Linked DNA regions of Homo sapiens: region 2 is linked to region 1. A link is an interaction called in ENCODE POLR2A ChIA-PET data of the cell type or tissue named here. Cell type or tissue: GM12878. All regions are shown on one strand. Links, peaks and the distances in the headings refer to the core of each region. The heading gives the core; the rest is flanking DNA. Region 1 overlaps TMEM138 (transmembrane protein 138). Region 2 has its middle 22 kb from the start of SAXO4.

Region 1 (2,910 bases), core at 118-2,617:
GTTGGCCCTATGCATGGGCAAACAGCTGGACTTTCCAAGGAAGGTTCAGACTAGCTGTGTTCAGCATTCAAGAAGGAAGATCCTCCCTCTTGCACAATTAGAGTGTCCCCATCGGTCTCCAGTGCGGCATCCCTTCCTTGCCTTCTACCTCTGTTCCACCCCCTTTCCTTCCTTTCCTCTCTGTACCATTCATTCTCCCTGACCGGCCTTTCTTGCCGAGGGTTCTGTGGCTCTTACCCTTGTGAAGCTTTTCCTTTAGCCTGGGACAGAAGGACCTCCCAGCCCCCAAAGGATCTCCCAGTGACCAAAGGATGCGAAGAGTGATAGTTACGTGCTCCTGACTGATCACACCGCAGACATTTAGATTTTTATACCCAAGGCACTTTAAAAAAATGTTTTATAAATAGAGAATAAATTGAATTCTTGTTCCATAAATGGGGGAGTCTGTCTGTCTAGCTAGATCTCTTCATGTTAAGAGGCGTGCCAAGGTCCAGCTTAACATCTACTTGACCCAGAGGGAAGATGGAGCCACAGATGAAATACAGATCTTTGTTGAGATCCATTATGAGTACAAAGTATTTTAGCAGAAATTCAAGATGGAATCTGATGCTGCATCCCCCACTCCTGGAGCTCCAGATGTGTGTGCTCTGTTCAGACTCTCTTTCCTTATCAGAAGCCTTAACTGCCCTCAGAAGAATAAAAATATTCCCTTAGCCAGCTTTGGCAAAAGAAATTTTTAAAATTCTTATGTCCGTAGTATCAGTTTTCTATTGCCAGAATATTGTGTAACTCCACCACCAAAGTTCAGGGGCATACAGCAATCAACAGCTGCCTGGCTCTTTGTCTTGGGGTTCAGCTGATCAAGGCTGTGTGTGGGTGGTTTCATCTGGGCTCACTCTTGTGTCTGTCAGCTGCAGGTCAGCTAGGCAGCTGCGATGGCCTTGGGATCCACTGGCAGTTGGCTAGCCTTCATTGACCTCAGCTGGAGTGACTGTGGTTACTCAGCTCTAGTTTGCAGATTTACTTCCCACAGACTAGCCTGGATCTGCTCACACGCCAGTGGCAGAGCGGGAAAGTCCCAGTATGCAACCCCATTTCAAGCCTGTGCTTGTCTTGTGTCTCCTAGACTCCTGTTGATCAAGGCAAGTCACGCAACTAAGCCCAGAAACAAAGTGGCAAACGGTTACCAACCACAAGTTCTTAGACTCTCATTGCTATAGAAATTGACATGAGGCTAAAAGAATTTGCCGACAAGGCTTCATTGGAGCTTATGCCTGGGCATAAGAGACACAACACAAGTCAAAGAGAGAGTTCCCTGACTGACTCCAAACAAAGCCTGCAGGGATTTTTCTCTTAGGCAAAGCACTGGAATTGACCTCGGGTAGGGTAGGCAGGCTGGGCTGGACAAAGCACGTGAGGGTAGGGTGTGCAGGTCAGCATCTGGTTGTAAGGGTTATCTTGAATAATGGACCACCAGGTAGTCTAGCCAATGGCAGCAAATCTGTATTCTTTCCTGAGGAGGGACAGTCCACACACAATGTTGGTTTGATATTTTGGACCTCCTAAGGCCAGTTCCTGGAATTCTTTAAGTAAAAGGCCTGGTTAAACATTGTGAGAGCACAGAAGATGAATACAAAATGGCGATTTTCTTTGTATGACTAAAGCGTTGATGATAGTGGATACATCAGCAAGGTAGAGGGGTGGGTTTTGTGGTCAGTGGGGATGCATGAAAGGATGCTGTAGTGGGGGTGAGCTGAAGCCACACCCTGTCTCTACTCTGTCTCAAAAGCACTACAAATTTTCAAGGGCAAAGGCATGGATACAGAGAGAGTAAAGAATGGGGGCCATTAATTCACCCAGTCTCTCACACCAGAGAGCTGCTCTGTGAAACTTGTTCTTCAGAGATGCTTTGGCAGGGTCGCCAAGCTTTTTTTAAGAAGGGTCAGATAGTAAATATTCGAGGTCTTGAGGGTACAACCACTTAACCACGACACTGAAGCATGAAAGCTTCCATAGACTATAGGATACATAGGAAACGGGAAAGTGTGGGTGGTTTCAGCTGGGCTCGCTCATGTGTCAGCTGCAGGTCAGCTAGGCAGCTGTGATGGCCTTGGGATCCATTGGCAGTTGGCTAGCCTGCAGTGACCTCAGCTGGGGGCCCCCAAACATCTCAGGACCCCCAAACTCATTATGCCAAAGGGAAAGTTAAGCCTGGAGACTGAGTCACGCAACACCGCCCCCCTCTCCCAAATAAATGAATTTATTTTATTTTATTTTGAGATGGAGTCTAGCTCTGTCACCAGGCTGGTGTGCAGTGGTGCGATCTCAGCTCACTACAACTTCCGCCTCCTGGGTTCAAGTGATTCTCCTGCCTCAGCCTTCCCAGTAGCTGGGATTATAGGCACGTGCCGCCACGCCCAGCTAATTTTTGTATTTTTAGTAGAGATGGGACTTCACCATGTTGGCCAGGATGGTCTCGATCTCCTGACCTTGTGATCTGCCCCCCTCGGCCTCCCAAAGTGCTGGGATTACAGGACTGAGCCACCATTCCCAGCCCCAAATGAATTTCTGTTACTTCACAGCCTTTTGTCAAAGCATTATGCCTTAGGCCGACCCCACACCCCCAGGGAAAGGAAAAAAGCCTCAGGCATCCTTAGATGACTGCCCTCAGAAATTGTTCTGTGCTGGCTTTGAACCCTTTCAAGATGTCCTATAAAACAAGGACATGCCAATTCTTACTTCAGGTCTGCCTGCAATCTAAGTCTAGCTCCTAAAGTAAGAGTTTGTTAGATTTCACACTGATGATGCTTGTATTGATGAAAAAGAAAGCCGAACTCTAAAATACTTGAAGAGATGTATTATTCTGAGCCAATGTGAGGACAATAATCCATGACAAAGCCCCAGGAGGTC
Region 2 (2,910 bases), core at 235-2,734, 89 kb after region 1:
AAGAAGAAAAAATACATTTACTATTCATTAAGTGGAAGTGGATCATCATAAAAGTCTTCATCTTTGTTGTCTTCACATTGAGTGGGCTGAGGAGGTGGAGGAAGAGGATGGGTTGGTTTTATTGTCTCAGGGGTGACAGAGGTGGAAGAAAATCTGTGTATAAGCCAGCCACAGTCGTTCACATCTGTAATCCCAGCACTTTGGGAGGCCGAGATGGGAGCTCAGGGCTGACAGAGGTGAAAGAAAATCTGTATATAGGGCCAGATGCAGTGGCTCACACCTGTAGTCCGAGCACTTTGGGAGGCTGAGGTGGGAGGATTGCTTGATTCCAGGAGTTCAAGATCAGCTTGGACAACATGGAGAGACCCTGTCTCTACAAAAAATATTTTTTAAAAAATTAGCTAGGCATGGCCGGCTGCCGTGGCTCACGGCTGTAATCCCAGCACTTTGGGAGGCTGAGGTGGGCGGATCACCTGAGGTCAGGAGTTTGAGACCATCCTGGCTAACATGGTGAAACCCTGTTTCTACTAAAAATACAACAAATTAGCCAGGCATGGTGGCATGCACCTGTAATCTTAGCTACTCGGGAGGCTGAGGCAGGAGAATTGCTTGAACTCAGGAGCCAGAGGTTGCAGTGAGCTGAGATCGCGCCATTGCACTCCAGCCTGGGCAATAAATAGAGCAGACTCTGTCTCAAAAAAAAAAAAAAAAAGGCCAGGCGCGTTGGCTCACGCCTGTAATCCCAGCACTTTGGGAGGCCGAGGCGGGCGGATCACGAGGTCAGGAGATCGAGACCATCCTGGCTAACACGGTGAAACCCCATCTTTACTAAAAAAAAAAAAAAAAAAATTAGCTGGGTGTGGTGGCGGGAGCCTGTAGTCCCAGCTACTCAGGAGGCTGAGGCAGGAGAATGGCGTGAACCTGGGAGGCGGAGCTTGCAGTGAGCCAAGATCATGCCACTGCACTGCAGCCTGGGTGTCAGAGTGAGACTCCGTCTCAAAAAAAAAAAAAAAAAAAAAAAAGAGCTAGGCATGGTGGCACACACCTGTGGTCCCAGCTACTTGGGAAGCTGAGGTGAGCAGATTGCTTGAGCCCCATGGGTTGAGCCTGCAGTGAGCAATAATCACACCCCTGCACCCCAGCCTGTGCAACAGAATGAGACCGTGTCTCTAAAAAAACAAAAGAAAAATTGGTATATAAGTGGACGCATGCAGTTCAAACTTACTGTTCAAGAGTCACATGTATTTCAATACGCTGGTCTGAACATGTCTTCCACTTCCTTAAAACCCTTCTATGGCTGCTCATTGCTGTTAAGAAAATGAAAATTCTTAACACGACCTACAGTGGCCCACTGCAACCTTGACTTCCCAGACTCAAGGGATCCTCCCACCTCAGCCTCCCAAGTAGGCTAATTTATTTATTTTTTTATTTGTAGAGATAGAGGTCTCACTATGTTGCCCAGGCTGGTCTTGAACTCCTGGGCTCAACCGATCCTCCTACCTTGGCCTCCCAAAATGCCAGGCTTATAGGCATGAGCTACCGCACCCGGCCTAACTTCTCCATTTTATTTATTTATTTGTTTGTTTATTTATTTATTTATTTACTTTTGAGATGGAGTCTGGCTCTGTCACCCAGGCTGGAGTGCAGTGGTGCAATCTCGGCTCACTGCAACCTCCGCCTCCCAGGCTCAAGCGATTCTCGTGCCTCAGCCTCCCAAGTAGCTAGGACTACAGATGCCACAACCACGCCCAGCTAATTTTTTGTATTTTAGTAGAGACAGGATTTCACCATGTTGCCTAGGGTGGTCTCACACTCCTGAGCTCAGGCGATCCACCTGCCTCGGCTTCCCAAAGTGCTGGGATTACAGATGTGAGCCACCACACCCGGCTTCCATTTTTTTTTTTTTTTTTTTTGAGATGGAGTCTTGCTCTGTCACCCAGGCTGGAGTGCAGTGGCACGATCTCGGCTCACTGCAAGCTCCGCCTCCCGGGTGCATGCCATTCTCCTGCCTCAGCCTCCCAAATAGCTGGGACTACAGTCGCCCGCCACCACGCCCAACTAATTTTTTGTATTTTTAGTAGAGATGGAGTTTCACCGTGTTAGCCAGGATGATCTCGATCTCCTGACCTCGTGATCCACCCACTTCGGCCTCCCAAAGTGCTGGGATTATGGGTGTGAACCACCGCGCCCAGCCCCGGCCTCCATTTTAAATCCATATGGTGGTTCTCCCATGGATGCTTATCTCCCCACGAGAATTTTAAGCCCCATGAAGACAAGGACTAGATCTTTCTTTTGTTCACTTTATATCCTGGTGCCTAGCATAGCCCTTGGCATATAGAGGGTGCTCCTAATTATTTAAGAAACGAGTATGGTTCATGCCTGTAATCCCAGCACTTCGGGAGGCCAAGGCGGGCAGATTGCTTCAGGCCAGGGGTTCGAGACCAGCCTGGCCAACATGGTGAAACCACGTCTCTACTAAAAATACAAAAAGCCGGGCATGGTGGTATATGCCTGTAGTCCCAGCTACTGGGGAGGCTGAGGCAGGAGAATGGCTTGAACCTGGGAGGCAGAGGTTGCAGTAAGTCAAGATTGCACCACTACACTCCAGCCTGGGCAGGCAACAGAGTGAGGCTCCATCTCAAAAAAAAAAAGTAAAAATAAAATCAATTGATGGATCCATCTGATTTCAGAACTCAGAGTAAACCTTTCTAACAGTGAGAGCTGTACGGGTGCAGGAGTCAGAGGCCTCCTGGGCCTCCCGCTGTGATGAGAGATTTTTTTTCCCCTCCCAAGTTCAGTGTGCCTGAAGGATTAGTGCCAGCTTTCCAGGTGGCTGGATGCCCTGTGGCTGGGGAGAAGAGTTTTAATGAATTAGATCTGTCTCTCTTGTGCAAAGTGGAGAGTTCTTGG

Evidence for each region. Peaks named below come from ENCODE experiments on the same cell type or tissue, not always from the same donor. Only the 100,000 strongest peaks of a DNase experiment are listed, where the experiment ranks them.
Region 2: POLR2A ChIA-PET joins it to region 1 with 20 read pairs; 5 of 35 experiments call an interaction of 5 or more read pairs at or near these places.

What each region holds. Positions count from the first base shown.
Region 1 is chr11:61,368,777-61,371,686 of GRCh38, forward strand. TMEM138 (transmembrane protein 138) reads left to right here. Exons shown (of 5, transcript NM_016464.5): 5 at 1-733. Among named protein-coding and RNA genes, the nearest start is that of TMEM138, 7.9 kb to the left of the region's middle. RefSeq lists an enhancer at 996-1,255. In GM12878, for the core only: no CTCF peak of the experiment used is centred there; a DNase peak (open chromatin) is centred at 1,065; H3K27ac peaks cover 1,888 bases.
Region 2 is chr11:61,457,726-61,460,635 of GRCh38, forward strand. No RefSeq gene overlaps it. Among named protein-coding and RNA genes, the nearest start is that of SAXO4, 22 kb to the right of the region's middle. RefSeq lists a silencer at 722-903. In GM12878, for the core only: no CTCF peak of the experiment used is centred there; no DNase peak of the experiment used is centred there.